Regions from separate parts of the Homo sapiens genome. Here region 2 is linked to region 1. Evidence: chromatin loops called from intact Hi-C (ENCODE). Cell type or tissue: PC-3. All regions are shown on one strand.

Region 1 (8,000 bases):
TGGAGGTTTCAGTGAGGTCAAAGGATTGGTATATCAGCAACAGCTTAGTAAGTAACCTAAATGGACAGGAAGTTGTGGTCAAAAGGAAGAAAATCTAGTTTTTTGATTTTCAAGATGGAGAAGTTTTTTGTGTCTATGGAACTATACAATGGTTGACAAGGTTATTTTGAAGATGAAAAAGCCAGAAATCTGAGATTTTGAAGTCACCCAAGATGAGGTCAGAACTAAAAGTAGAACAAAAGACCATGGCAGACCCAGAGCCTTTAGAGACTGAATGGGAATGATTATTCCAAGGGTAGATTTCAGGGACAAGGTAACAGAGAAGGTATACCAATGTCATCTGCCTCAAGACAAGAGGAATTTGCATGAAGGGGCAAGAATAATCATCTAGAATAGCTTGAAGGGATAAGGTGATGCAGATTTTACATCCAATTTTGAGGAATGTTGGAAGTAGGACAATTGTGATAAGTTATATTTAGAAAACAACCAAATAAGATTTCTAGATATGAAATGATTCTTGGCTTTCATCATGTCTCTGTGGATCCCAGGGAGACTGTAAGATTCACTTTTCTTCCTTCAATAAGCAAGAAATAAAAAGTAAGAAGAGATTCCAGAAAGTTACAGACAATTTAACATCAAAGCATTAGTTTTATTAATAGTCCAGGCAAATTTTCAATAACCTCTAACATTGAAGGATCTCTGGGTATAGATGGTATGGCAAACATGATTTAGAACAACTCTCTAGCTGTATGGTACACTATGTACCCTGAACACCACATAAAAATACTCAAAGAATTTCCACAGAAAATACCCAAGGAACCTGAGTTCACCACTAGAAACAATACAAAGCTCACAAGTACACCAGTACCTTGTAATTCAATGAGGATAAAACAGCAGAATCAAACCTACAATAGCTTCATATACTAGAATTAATTGCATAGAATTTAAAGTAAATATCCTTGATATGTTTAAAGAAGCAAAAGAGGAGATATGAAAATACAAATAAGATGACTAGGCAGATTTGAAAAAAAGCTAAATAGGACTTCTAGATCTGGAAAAAAGGAAGGAAATAGCCGGGCATGGTGGCTTACGCTTGTAATCCCAGCACTTTGGGAGGCCTAGGCAGGCAGATCACGAGGTCAGGAGATTGAGACCATCCTGGTTAACACAGTGAAACCCCATCTCTACTAAAAATATAAAAATTAGCCGGGTGTGGTGGCAGGCGCCTGTAGTCCCAGCTACTCGGAAGGCTGAGGCAGGAGAATTGCTTGAACCTGGGAGGCAGAGGTTGCAGCAAGTGAGACAAGATCACGCCACTGCACTCCAGCCTGGGCAACAGAGCAAGACTGTCAAAAAAAAAAAAAAAAAAAAAAAAAAGGAAGAAAATGACAAAGATAAGAGATGAAATAAATGAAATTGAGACTAGAAAAGCCACAGAAAAGACCAACAACACTAAACATTGGTTTTTGGAAAACAAAATTGACAAACCTTTAGTTACACTAAGAAAAAAAAGAGGGAAGACCCAAATAAAATCAGAAATAAAAAAGCCAACTGATACCACAGAAATACACAGAGTCTAAACAGACTACTATGAACAATTGTACACAAATTGGATAACCTAGAAGAAATGAATAAAGCCCTAGAAACTTACACATCTACCAAGATTGAATCACGAAGAAATAGAAAATCTTAACTGATAATAAGTAAGGAAATTGAATCAGAAAACAGATCTGTAGAAATACCCAGGATGCAGCACAGAGATCCTATGTGACGAAAAATAGAGTTAAGAAAAATGGAGACTAGAATGAGAGATTCTAAGAAATTCAACCAGAGTTTCAAGAGCAGAGAAGATATGGGGAGAGACAATATTCAGAGTTTATGGCTAATAATTGATGAAAGAACAACAAATCTCAAGCAGGAAAAATAAAAAGAAATTCACATCTAAATTTATTTGAGCAACATTAAAGAACACCAAAGACCAAGAGAAGATCTTAGCAACAGATTACCTACAATGAACTACAGCAGGGATCAGGAAACTTTTTCCCATACAGGACCAAATAGTAAATATTTTATGTTTTGCAGGTCTTAGGGTTCGCTTTTGCAGCTATTCAACTCTGCTGTTTTCATGCAGAAGAATCCACAGACAATATGCAGACAAATAACCATGTTTGTGTTCTGATAAAACTTTATTTACAGAAACAAGCAGCAAGACAGATTTTTTTGCTCAAGTCATAGTTTGCCAACCCATGAACTACAAAATAACCCCAACTTTTCAACAGCAACAAAGGCAGCCAAAGAAAAAGGTTTAGTCCTGAAGTCAAGTGGTTGTCTTCTACTACCTCCCCAAGTTCCTCATTGCCCACTCAACCTGAGCAACCCAGTGTAGCCTGAGAAACCAGCATTGAGAAGCTGCTAGTCTATCTATCTCAATGAACCTTGAACTGCAAGGCAAGCCTACTGATAAATGCAGCCTAATGACTACAGGTCTCGCCAATCAGAAAACTGCTCTCCACCTCTTCAACAATATCCTCTACTAAAGTTGCTCAATATAACCAATGTAAACAAAATATTTAACCAAGGAGCTCACTGGAGGGATCTAGAATCTGTTTTTAATCTCCCCAGCCCTCACATTACCCCCCATCCCCCAGTCAAACAGGGAAAGGTCCATGTACATATCAACATAGGCTCATCATTTTTACAATGATTACCAATATTTCATCCAAGGAGCTAAATAACAGATCAGCTTACGGAAGGATTACGGCCACAGACTTCTGTGAATACATCAAAACAATAATGCCAGGAAGATGAATATTCCTCTAGGAATGCAATTGTGGATACTAAGATGACCAGGTGAGAAAAAGGGTGTTTCTGGGGATTTCTTTTCATCTTCTCATGTTAGTGCTCAAAACAGGGCCAATAGACAGTAACAAGGACTGCAAGCAAAACTGCATCAGGCTCCAGAGACAAAACAAAAGGCAATGTTGCAAACACCAACACACCCTGACAAGCATGTTCAGGCAGGGGTCCCAGAAGTTCAGGTTAGCATTAATCGTTGTTCCTAACTGCTGTCAGTTAACTCTCCCAAGCCCTCTCCAGGCCAAGCCATCATCCTATGAAACATGTTGTCTTCCCTTATAATGCATTTTCTGTCTTGCCAGTAACAGAATCTGTGGCTTTGGTGTTCTTTTACAGAAACACTGATCAAATTACTCTAAGACCTTTTTGTGTGCTCTGGGTTACTGGGCAGAATTCCAGAAACAAATGCTTACATTATCCTCAAATAGAATACCTTACTTTCCAAGTCTTCTCAGAAGTAGCTGTTTCTCAGTCATTTTAAGCTTGGCTATTGATAAAGGTACACACACTTGACATCCCAGCCTCTGGCCGCTAGGTGACACAGGCCATTATGTAATCTCATAACCTCTAAAATAATTCCAATAAAGGTCCATTATTGCTACAGCATCCAATACTCTACAGTAGAAATGTAAACAGGTCAATTTTCTTTTAATCTAGTCCCTTCACATTGCAGGCTTCTTTCCTAACCTTAAAAGTCTATTTGTGATTTTCATTCCATTTGTTTAAGAAACTGATACCTATTCTATTATTTAAGTGCTCAGAAGAAAAAAAAAACACACATTATTTTTTTTTTCCTAATATGTTTCAGTGTTTTGCAACACTTTGAAAGTTCTTTCTAATTGCATCTAGAAAAGCTATCACTTAGAATAGGAATAAGAATAAAAGATAATTATGTAATTCATTCTAATTTTACAGTTGGGAAAATTGAGGTATATCATTTAAATGATTTGTCAGAAACTGACAATGTCAGAATTGAGTGCAGTATTCATTCTACTGATTTTCTCACTATACCATATATATCTTAACATTTGAACTGTTTTATTTGCTCTATGACCCCAGGATTTCTATAACTTTTTATTTTCCTACAAACACTACTGATTACATGCTTTGCCTGTATCTTTACAGAAAATACATAGGATTAACAGAGGCTGACAATGAATATTTATCGTGCCAATTTGACTTTCATTTGACCTTGAAGTGCCATTGTTACTTAATGTGAAGATATCAAGATGATAGCACCGCAGATGCTGCCAAATGAAAATTTTGCTGCAATGAGCTTTTTATGAAATATCGAGGCTAAGCAGAGAACCAGTTCCTCTGACTAAAATAATCTCAGTCACTCCCTTCCCTAAATCACAGTGTGGAGGCTGCTGGCACTCTGGGCTTTCCATTGCCAGCAACGACACCCTGAATGTGCTTTGCTAGGAAACATCCAAGATCAAGAGATGGTCCTTTTTACTGCAGATTGTGAGTATTCATTTCCATAGGTTTACATTCAAAACAAAGGTTTTGTTTATGTGGGTATTTTAAAATATCATGGTTTTCAACAACCTCATTTGTATGAAGGTAAAAAATATCTCACTCTGAACAGGAAAGGAAATGGTGTACTTTCCATCTAAGCAGCATGTCACTCACATCTTCGAGGTGCACTGCATTCTCTCTCCTCTGTTGCAGCCCTACTCAGCCCCCATCCTCCCTTTGGGTGGAAAACCTAACAGCCCACACTGTACCTGAACAGGAAAAGAGTTTATTATTCACTTGACACCTTTGACTTTCCACTAAGTGAGGTCAACCTAGCTTACGTTTAGAGAAAGAAAAGGAAATCACAATGAGAGATGCTCTAAGTGGGACAACTAGGATGTGCTGTGCATAAGGAATGCAACAGTACAGACGACCCGAGGTGTTTTCAGCTCTCATTGTGTCACCTGGCTGAGGCACTCTGTATCACGTGATATTTACTGAGCCGCTGGGAGAGACTGAGATCACATTTACTGTTCTACTGAGAAACTCCAAGGGCAGGCAGCTTTCTGCAGGGACAGGTTTAGGAGATAAGAGGCATGCTGCATTCCTCCATGGGTACAGAAAGCCAAAGGCTTCTCCATTCAGTAGCATGAAGCAGTGGCTGAGGTGGAAAGAGAAATATGGTCCAGCCATAGTTCAAGAAAACTCCCTGACAACGCCATGGTAACCTTTCATTCTACTGACTGCAATGGCCCCACTGTTCTGTTCCTGGCACGATGCTCAGTGCTAGCCAGGATTCATTTATCCCTATTCGGCTCAAGTTGTAGTCACATAATAGAATGCACAGTGACAAGATTTCTTGAGGCTTTCAGGTGCATTCAGCCTGGCAGGCTATGGGTTGCTACCTTTCTAGGTCCAATGGTTAAATGAAGGCACCTATTGCTTCCAGACTCTAGTAGGAAACCAAACAGATGCTATCTAGTATTAGTCACTTAGGAGACAATTAAAGATCATTTCATGGGCCAAGCGCGGTGGCTCACGCCTGTAATCCCAGCACTTTGGGAGGCCAAGGCAGGTGGATCATCTGAAGTCAGGAGTTCAAGACCAGCCCGGCCAACATGGTGAAACCCCATCTCTACTAAAAAAAAATACAAAAATTACCCAGGTGTGGTGGCGGGCACCTGTAATCCCAGCTACTAAGGAGGCTGAGGCAGGAGAATCGCTTGAACCTGGGAGGTGGAGGTTACAGTGAGCCAAGATTGTGCCACTGCATTTCAGCCTGGGCAACAAGAGTGAAACTTCATCTCAAAAAAAAAATATATATATATATACACGTATATACGCATGTGTATATATATATATACACACACACACGTGTATATATATATATATATATATATCATTTCATTCATTTATACAACCAAATATTTTAGAGTACCAGCTATGTCCCAGGCATTATACCTAGCTCTGCCTGATACAAATATAAATAAAACATAGCCTGGAGGAACTCACAGGTAAGTAAGGAAGGGAGAGAAGTATGCATATAACACAATATGGTGAGTGCACGATTAGAGATGAGTACAGGGTCTTGAGAGACAGAATGAAATGGGTAAAAATACTTCAAGGAAGTGATGCCTGGGAAAGAAAAGGGGGTGATAAATGGAAGAGCATTTCAAGCAAAAGGAAAAATATAAGCAAAGGTAAAATCATGAAGTAAAATGCTATGTGTGTGCGTGGCTTGCTAGTGCTGGAACATAAAATGTGTGTGCATCACAGTAATGGCAACCAGACAGCAGGGAGCCAGGCAGAGGCCAGGTCAAGGAAGGCTCTATGACCTCTGCTAAGGAGCGTTATTCTGCAAACACGGGAGGGCGATTGAAAGCTCTGAGCAAGAGAGAGACAATCAATTTCCACTCTGGCAACAGTGTGGGAGAGCGGGCTCATGGGACCCAGACTAAAGGGAGGGAAAACAGAAGTATATTTCAAAAGCAAGGTAAATAATGATGAGGGCCTGTTTCTGCGCCCTCAGATAGTTGACCATCCAGTCTGGAAACCCCAGCATCTCCATTTGTGCATAGTGCACAATCAACCTTTAACCCACTGTAATGAATTCACCATGTAGTATTGCAAAATGTGCCAGACCTAACCTTGGAATGTCCCCCTAAAGCAGATGGAAGCTAGAAGAGAAAAAGCTCGGAAGTTCCATCCATCCCCCACCCTCTGCCCATTGCCTCCCCAATTGCCTAAGTGTGCTTCCTGAAAACACTTTCTGAATGCCCAGACCAACCCATATCTGGCTATGCTCTGGAACCAGCTTGCTTCTCTGGCCTTGGGTGGCTCTGCCACGCTATGTCCATTGCTCATTTTTCCTGCCTCTGCCCACTTCTGAGGGCTTGCCTGTTATCTGTTTTATGATTACTGTCATTTCTGCCCACTTTCTAAGTAAACCTGCAGAGTTGGCCTCCTGCACACCAGCTCAGCATTGCAGCTACTCAGATTCAATGTAATATCATGCTTGATGGGGTAAACAGTAAATTGTAGATCCATTCCCAAAGGTATGCACTGTTTCCTTCTTTCCAGTAAGATAACATCCAGGCTCCTTTTAGTCCTTCCAAGAGAAAGACTCATCCTCTCTTCACACCTGAGAGGTATTGTCACTCAAAATTTTCAAGCAGCAAAACTGACATGGTCCACAATTAACCCCCATCCTGCCAAGAGGAGCCTGTGCCAATGCTGTCAATTCCTGAACTGGACATTGCTGAGGAGAAGGTCTTCCTGGATTGGAGACTCTCCCTTCCTAAGTCACAGCCACTGTCACACTGCCAGCACCTCTGCTTTCCACTGCTGATGATAAAACCTTTCCTTTTCTGCTTTTATTAGAAAAGCAAAGAGAAAACAGTTGCCTGGGCACACTCTTATACATTTTCAGCTCTCTTCTCACTTCTCAGCTTTCAAGACGACAAAAAAATAAAAAAATAAAAATAAAAAAACAAAACAGGGATACACATTGCCACCCTTCCCATTCCCTACTATGAAATCTCGGCATTGCTTTCTGGATACCAGCATGAGGGGGTGGTATCTGAGGCAGGCAGCCTGTGCTTTCTCCCCTTCTGTCACAGTGTCACATGACATTAAAACTGCTGCTTACTTTTCTGCTTCCCCTTAGACTATAAACTCTCTGAAGAGACTGTGAATGTTTCCCCAATGTCCTCAGTTCTATCAGAGTATCTGAGAGTCTGTGGTTATTCCATTTATGTTGGCTGAATAAATAAATAGTCCCTGTTCCCAACTGCATGAGCAAATGGCCATTCAGTTAAGGCATGCCCCAGGCATTCTGAGGGCTGTACCTCTGAGATATCCATGACCTACAGGCTGCACCTGTACTGCACTTGAGAACACCCAGGCTTTGAAGCAAATATTTATCCTTTCAGGGGAGTTGTGATCCTAGGCTGGTGTCCTTGAATAATAGATGTTTAAAAAAATTATCAAAGAACAGAAAATTCTGCACAACTACTGAAAAACAAGAATAAAGAAACATGCATATTCTGTAAAAAGAAGTCAACACACATTTGAGAAGTAGCATCCATGCTGACTTCAAGTGACAAGGACTGAGTTGATGTTGGACAAAACTGTAAAAGGCAGTCTACTCTTATCCCTCTCTCTTCCCTACTGGCATCATCCCT
Region 2 (8,000 bases), 100 kb after region 1:
GATATCCCCCCCCCAAGTACCTGTGATTTCATTCCTGTATTCAAATTTGACCCAAACAATTTTTATGTTCCAGGAACACTTAGCTGATATAACCATCTATAGTGTGAAGAGTCATGTACAGAGTACAGCAGTGGGTTTTTTCTAGCCAAGCGTAGGCTGACCTAAATTGGTTTAAGCTCTCTCCAAGTCATTCATGTATTATTCCTAGCAAACACACGGTCCCCTCGGAGGGTTAGGTGTTGAAGCTGGTACTGTAGCACTTCTGTATCAGCTGGCTCCTTGATCATTTTATCTAGATTGAGGTAGTCCAGAGATTTGGAGTGAGCCCTCTTACCTTTAAGAAGACAAAGAGGCAGAGGCCCATGGAGGGCCTTGTAAGGTTCATAAGGTAAAGATTTAGTGCACTTGTCTCCTGAGCTTGGCATCCGCCTTCGCCTCCTGCCATTGACAGCTGGAATCTCGTATGGCTGGTAGTACCTACTTCTGGTTTTATACAAACGAGAGGAACGGGCAAGTCCTGCATCTAGCTGTTTGGAGCGTAAGGATGGCATGGCTTCTGCTTTGCTCTCTTCACCTCCTGTGCACTTCTGAGCTAACTTCAGGAGTTCCTCGCCAGTCGTGAAGCCAACCAAATAGTTAGAGTCCATGTGTAGGATCTGGTAGCCTGACACGGTCCTCCGCATCGGGGAGCAGGGTGTGCTGGAGCAGCGGGGCTTCTCTGCCTCCGCCTTTCCCGGGGAGTTGGCCTCAGCCCCAGGGAAGGGCAAGGTGGTCAGGGTACTTCTAGACTCTCCATTAATATCGACTTCCATTTTAAGCACCAGTCTGCACAATCCTAAAAGTAAACAGACTTAGATTAGAAGAATATAATGCACAGAGACTTGGGCCAGGCCAGGTCCTTTTAGAAGGCTCAGGGAGCATGAAGTAACACTTGCCTGAAAGACAGTCAATGTACCACTGACATGTAACTATGTCTACTAAACGTTTCAGAGCGGGCATGAAATGACAATACCTCTCTGCCTTTAAGAACTGAAAGGCAAGTTAAATTAAAGTCTGATGTACTACCAAAAAGTTCAGATGGAGAAGCAAACAGAAAACAACAACAACAATACTTCTCTAAATTCCGCACTCTATTCAATCACATAAAGTTTATTCCTTAATGCAATATCAAGCGAGTCAAATACAGATCTCAGCATTAAGCAAATGAAAGCCATCATACATAGTTTCATAAGAACACACAAAATATTTCTGGCTTGAAAGTTAAATTTTTCCATTATTTAATTTAAAGTAAGTGCTTAGCTCTTGACACCTGCAATTCTTTTCAATTTGTCTTTAAGGAACATATAATAAAGTTGATTGAGCTGACGAATTTCTGCAAGGAATCCAATTTAGACCTAAAAAACTATTCTTAGAGTATGAGGAGTCTTAGGGGAAGGTTCCCCCAAACCTTGTAAATGTTCTTCCTTCCATATCCCCAATGAATTAAAGAATATCATTTTGTAGTTTAAAAGTAATCCTAAATCCAATATATCACATAATTTTTAATACTAAAAATGTATAAAACATCAGATGTCATTTTAATTGACTACTTAATCATAAAATACACCACAGGCTTGACATTCTGTTTTTCAATACCCAAGACGTTGTACTTTTCAATAGTTTCATAAATGGCAGAATAATTCACAATGAATAGTAATATTGTTCCTTACGATTATTACATTACATAGTTTGGAAATCTCCATTGACAAGAAATAGAACAAATGGCGGCTAGGTTCCTGAAAGCTACAGATAGATCAAATTTGGGAAGCTAAAATACTAAGGGAAATAGTGACAGTTTCATTTCTGAGAAACTATTTGTACTTGCTTTTTAATTGGAAGTAGATAACACGGTTTTAAGTATCTCAGATTGCTAATCAAAATGACATCAACTGATTTTAAGATGAAAAATTTACTTAAAAATTAAATAACTCTTACGAATCTTCTCACTAGACAAATAACCACTTCCTATTGAAGTATTTCTTAAAGTTTGGGTATTCATTTAAAATCCAAGCAATTAGAAAGCTTTAAAAAAAAAAAACAGCACTTTATTCCACCACATGCATGTTCTAATTTCCTTCATTAGGAGATTGTGAAGTTACCAGATACCACGCTGTCCTTCCTATGATCCCCACTGAAAACAAACATTTATTACAATATTTGAGATAAAGCAAATGCCAAAGGATCTATATAGTATTACTCACTATTTATTCTCAACCTTAGACTATTTGCCATTTTTATTTCACCAAAATACTCTAGTCCCTGAACCCTTTTAGATTTAAAGTAATCAGCTTTATTATATTTTTAATGTAAATATTTTTATTTATATTATTTATATAAAATAAATTATATTTGAGGAATTTATTTCTCTGTTGATAGTACTGGAATATCAGGTGACTACCAGCTACTCTGATATGCATATAAGACTTCTTAGCTAATAAACTTTAGAGAGCCATGTGAAGCCTCAACAAATTTTTATGCTAAACAAACAAATATTTACTCGGAGTCGAATGACAAATTTATCCTTCCTTTCTCACTAATTTTGTAACCCAGAAAGAATGCAAGAGGACATAGCCAAGGCCTCCAACCTACGTAACCTGACTGGCAGCTACAGGTAGTAGCTGTTTCTCTGATATTTCATCCTGAGAAGGAAAGGAGGGTCAGTGAGGCAAAAAAAATAACCAGGGCCATTGAGGAAAGGGCACACACTCACACCAAGACTGGGCACCACACTCAAGGAGAGTCACCAAGGCAGTGACACTCAAGCAGTCTGTCTACTCTGAGACTCTGGTCTAGGTCTCTTTCAAATCTGGCACTCCATGACAACTCTTGGAGTCCCACCACGCAGCTTACTGCATTCTCATTTAGTATATTACAAATTTCTTTAAATCTATGACTTCAGACCCCACACATTCCAAATTGGGTAATAATTCATACAGAGGTGAGGCTAAAATTCATCTTTTTTGTCTACGAGGGAAAAAATTTGCTAAGTAAGTTAATAATGCACAAAGTTACAGTAATGAGGAGGAGGCACAGGCTTCTGAGGGCAACAGAATCATCAAAAGTTTTTCCCCATACTAAGCCAATCCTGCTGCATCAAGGTAAACTGTCAGAAATTCTGAGAATCCTTGGGGGTTGAAGATAAAGCCTAGAAGGAGACAACGGTTTAGAGAAATAGGCAGAAATAATATATTAGCTAGAAAATACCTGGAAGTACCTGCAAAATTAGAAATGTGAAGACTTGTGTAAAGGTCAAAATCTGATTTGATAAGAAATAGACACTATTGTTAGACAAGTAACTCATCAGTTAAGTTTCCAACAGCCAATAACACCATAAAAAAAAAAAAATCAATTGGCTTGGGAAGAGAACAATCCAAACAGGATCTTCACACATCAACCTGGTAGACAATGATTTAACCTAGGTTGTTAAGTAGAAGATACAGATGTGGTTTAAGAGCTCTGGAAATTTCAACCAGGCAGTCTGGTGTATGAAATCTACCATATTTTACTGAGGTAGACAAAACATTCACTATGGAAAACAGAATCTAATCAGAAAGTTGAAAGAATAAGCATTTCTAATATCCTCCAACACAAATACTCAGTGGAGCAACTAAAGCCAATGCAAAACAGGTCAGTATTCTAGGGAGATTCCTGCGGGAGAGTCTCAAGGCGCAGGAACATGAAAAGGCTGACTTTAAATATATATAGCTGCTATGTGCTGAACTTCTGATGAGCAATTCTCAGAGCTGGAAAACTGTTTGCACTTTTTGGCTATCAAACATCAGTATTTTTGCTCCAAACTACAAATAGTGTATTCTCAAAACTAACAGCTCATTGGGTGGTTCATTGGTCTCTGCAATATACTGCCACATGTACAAGAACAACTTCAGGTCTCGATATTCACGTAGGAACATGAACGCTGGAAACAAGACTCTCACAAACGGCTTCTGTTTTTCTAAAGGATTCGTTTTACTTATATATTGCCCTTCTACACACATCTACTATGCTGCACCAAGAAAGCTAGGTAGAGGCTGGATTTCAGAAAAGACAGCCCTCAATGTCAAATATTTCATTTGTAGTTGGGCTGAATGCTGAATAAGCAGCATACCTCCCATTCTTCTGTGTGACAGAAAACAAAACTTCTTATGCTACTACATTCCTGAGAATTTCTTGACTAGATTTACATATTGAAGCAAGATCCTGAGAACAGTTACAGAATCAACTTGCTCAGGTTATTTTTACAATGGGCAGAAGCTCTTTAGACACTGTCCCATCTGCAGAGGAAGAAGTCTGGGTACCTCCTAACTCCAGAATTCTGGAAAAAAAAAAAAAGACACTAAAGACAGTAAAAACTGAACAGTCTCAAAGTCAACCTATCTTGATATACAGATGTCCAACATTTTCCACAGCAAAATTTCTTACTGAAAGACATCCATCAGGAAACTCAGCTATGGTGACTATAACTAGAGATGGCCTGTGTTTAGCAGTATATTCTTCAGGTTTTACCATGAAAAAAACTGCTTACAGACTTGTTATTTTTAATAAGTCTATGCATGACTCAGCATTTTGTTTCATATTGTCAAATAAACCTTGTATCCAAAAAGCTTGCTGCCAAGATAAACAATTACAAAGCACTCTCACAAATTACCACTACAGGTACCATGCAACAGGTGCCACACTTCCCACTACATCAATAAGAATAACCTGTGAGTCAAGAAATCAGGTCTAATGCCAACTGCTTCATTCCAGAGCACTAAAACCCAGAGATCAAAGATACCTTTCTTGCTTCCATTAATGCCTTTCATATATAATTTAAAGCAAAAATAGACTGTAAATAGAAAATAGAAAAAGTATTAATTTTATAATTACAGAAGCAGCAAAATGTGGAGAGAAGAAGCTAAAACAGAAAATGAAACAAGAATAGAAACGTCAACTTGTAATTGAACAATGCTTTTGAAATTGAGCTTCTTAAAAAGTACCAGGAACAATACAATTTTTCAAATGACACCTAAGGTCTTCAATATCTAATTCCCTCACAATCCAACCAGTAACAATAGCACCAATGTATTTATAAAACATGAAAGATTTGGCAACGTTTATAGATGCTTCTATATTGCTGAAATTTACGTGGATCCAACTAGATGACATCAGACAAAGGTAACAATAATTCTTTAAAAATGTACACAGTACATTTTTAAAGCATTGGGTACAGAATGAAATTGTAAATTTTGGCTAAAACTAAAGCAAATAGGTCCAAATCACAACACATGTATAGGAGAACCTGGTGCACCAGGATAAGCACGTTCAAAAGCCTGTAACCCTTATAGAATCTGCATAGGTCTGAATACTCTCTGAGAGGCCAAACCTAAATTTGGAGCATAAATACCAATACTTTCAAAATATAACCTAAATGCCCTTGGCTCCTTAGACCAGCTTTGAAAACAGGTGGTAAATTTGACAAATGGTATAGAAAGAATTCTTTTTGAGAAACACCGTATCCTAATACCTGTATTTCATTTAAGAAACTCAAAAAATTAATTGCTTCATTAGCTTTCCTATATATAGAGTTCATTTATACATCAGCAGCATGCCTGTTAAAAAAAATTCCAACTCCCCAAACCTTTAGCTGAGATGTCAAAGGCATGAAATTCTATTGTTAGACTCATTCCGCCAAGTTTAATATTGCTCTTTTTTGCTGTCTTCTCTTAAAACACCTTTATTTTTCTCTATTACAGACTGAATTAGTTTATCAAACATATTTTTCATGATAGGAGGGATATGGTAAAGGTAGGGTACAATGTAATTCTCATGGAGAGAAAGAAAAGCAAAGGTTCCAAAAAGCTGAGAATGTGACTTAACACCAAGATACATCCAGATATTGCCCACAGTCAGCTCCTATGCTATAGGGTGTCTGAGTCAGTGACACACTCCTAGAAACAAAAATTATTTCACTAGGCTCTAAGCCTGGGGCACCATCCTACTTGCTAATTTCTTTAACCATACACAGAGATATCTCAAAGAGGTCTTAGAGTCCATGAACATTTTTTATAACCACCTTTCCCTTCCAGAAGATACTTTCTATCTTTTTCTTACCTCAATAACCTGCTCAAGTGATTGTTTTTCCTTGTTATTGTTTTGAAACCGATAAAAGCAATGCATGCAAACTGAAAGCTCTCCAGTCCAAATAATTCATATTGATGTACTATAAATGGCAAAATCATTCTTCATCCCCTACCAATGCCGGACATATCTTGAGGAAACCCCTATTAATATTTTGGTATATCCTTCCTTTTTCCGCGTATTTACAAATGTAAGAGTGAGTGATTACTTCTTTCTACAATGAAAACATGCAAGAGTACACATAGGCACACATGAATATTTCTGCAGGAAATTCCAGAAGTAAAAATGCTGAGTCAAAGAACATGTACTTTTTAGATTTTTATAGCAAGCACCACAAAACCTTATTAATAATGTTTCTGGTTTTTATATGGATATTCTTTTATATAACTAAAAATTAATGTAAACACTTTTAAAGAGTATCATCTATACACTCACCAGAACAGTGCCTGTTTCTCCTCTTATTGCTTAGAAACAGGAATTATCAAAAGAAGAAAGGAGATGATGTACTTCCTTTTGTTTGATGTGTTTGATTTTTCCAAGAAGAAAAAGATAAATGAAAGGGACATGACTGCCATTCTTTGACCTCAAATCTCCTGATATTATTCTCACTTAAAACACTTAGATACCTCTTTAAAGAAATTTACAAACTAAATGTAAACTTTCCTTCAAAAAAGGAAAGATAACATTTCATTCATTTATATATATTACAAAAATATATACAGTGTACATTTCAAAAGCATTAGGTACAGCATTCAATACCCCAATACCAGTATTCTGGCTGAGACTAAAGCAAACAGGTCCAAACCATAACACACGTGAGTGGAACCCCGTGCACCAAGAAGAACAGTCAAGAAAGTAGACCTGTATAAAATCTGCACAGCTTTGAACACTCTTCAAGAGGCCAAGCTTCCTATCTATTTGGCACAAAGAGCAACATTTTGAAAATATGATCTAGATGCCTTAGCTCCTTAGACCAGCTCTGAAAATAGCTAATAAATTTCAGAACTGCTATACGAAGAATTCTTTTTGAAATTGCATTCTGAGAATTTTTAAAAATAAGATTATAAAAAAAATTCACTCCCAGTAATCAAAACACTGCTCCATATGCTTTCACTGTTTTTTTTAGCAACATACAGCAATACCATATAAGAGAAAACAGATATCAACATAACCATTTTAAATATGCAGAATAAAAATGTCATCATGTTAAGAAAATCCTTTTCAAGAAGTACTTGAATCAAACCATTTCTTATAGAGCCATTTTTGGGGAAACAGGGTCTCCTAAGCATGGCTAATACCAGTCTAGTGATATCATGATATCTAGAGCCACCTATTTTTGTGTTTTTTGTTTGTTTGTTTGTTTGTTTAGACACAGGGTCTTGCTCTGTCACCCATGCTGGAGTGCAGTAGGGCAATGATAGCTCACTGCAGCCTCAAACTCCTGGTCTCAAGCGATCCTCCCACGTCAGCCTCCCAAGTAGCTGGGACATAGGTGTGCATCACCAAATCTGGTTAATTATTTCTTTTATACTTTTAGAGATGAGGTCTCACTATGTTGTCCAGGCTGGTCTCAAGCAATCCTCCCTCCTTAATGTCCCAAGTAGCTAGAATTACAGGTGCGAGCCACCGCCCCTGGCTAGAGTGGTATAGTTTTAATGCCAGAATCATCTTGGACATAACCTACCTGGAACATCCACCTTGAAATATAGAGAAGACACTGAAACCACCAAGACAGGGTCCTGCCCAGAGCCACATAGATAGTTAATGCCCATAATTACAACCCAGGCCCCCTGGCTCCAAGTCCATGTTGTGCTTCTAGCATGTGGTTCCCAAACTTGTCTACA

What was found. A loop is a pair of places that touch in the nucleus more often than their neighbours do. Peaks named below come from ENCODE experiments on the same cell type or tissue, not always from the same donor. Only the 100,000 strongest peaks of a DNase experiment are listed, where the experiment ranks them.
Region 2: a loop joins it to region 1, with 2.4 times the contacts of the local background. A loop is called at or near these places in 1 of 110 quality-filtered maps.

What each region holds. Positions count from the first base shown.
Region 1 is chr5:103,370,848-103,378,847 of GRCh38, reverse strand. No RefSeq gene overlaps it. Among named protein-coding and RNA genes, the nearest start is that of MACIR, 120 kb to the right of the region's middle. In PC-3, a CTCF peak has its summit at 3,380 (motif pointing right); a DNase peak (open chromatin) is centred at 3,247.
Region 2 is chr5:103,268,732-103,276,731 of GRCh38, reverse strand. MACIR (macrophage immunometabolism regulator) reads right to left here. Exons shown (of 3, transcript NM_033211.4): 3 at 1-835. The coding sequence starts at 812. The coding sequence ends at 192. Among named protein-coding and RNA genes, the nearest start is that of MACIR, 14 kb to the right of the region's middle. In PC-3, no CTCF peak of the experiment used is centred here; a DNase peak (open chromatin) is centred at 4,671; H3K27ac peaks cover 1,799 bases.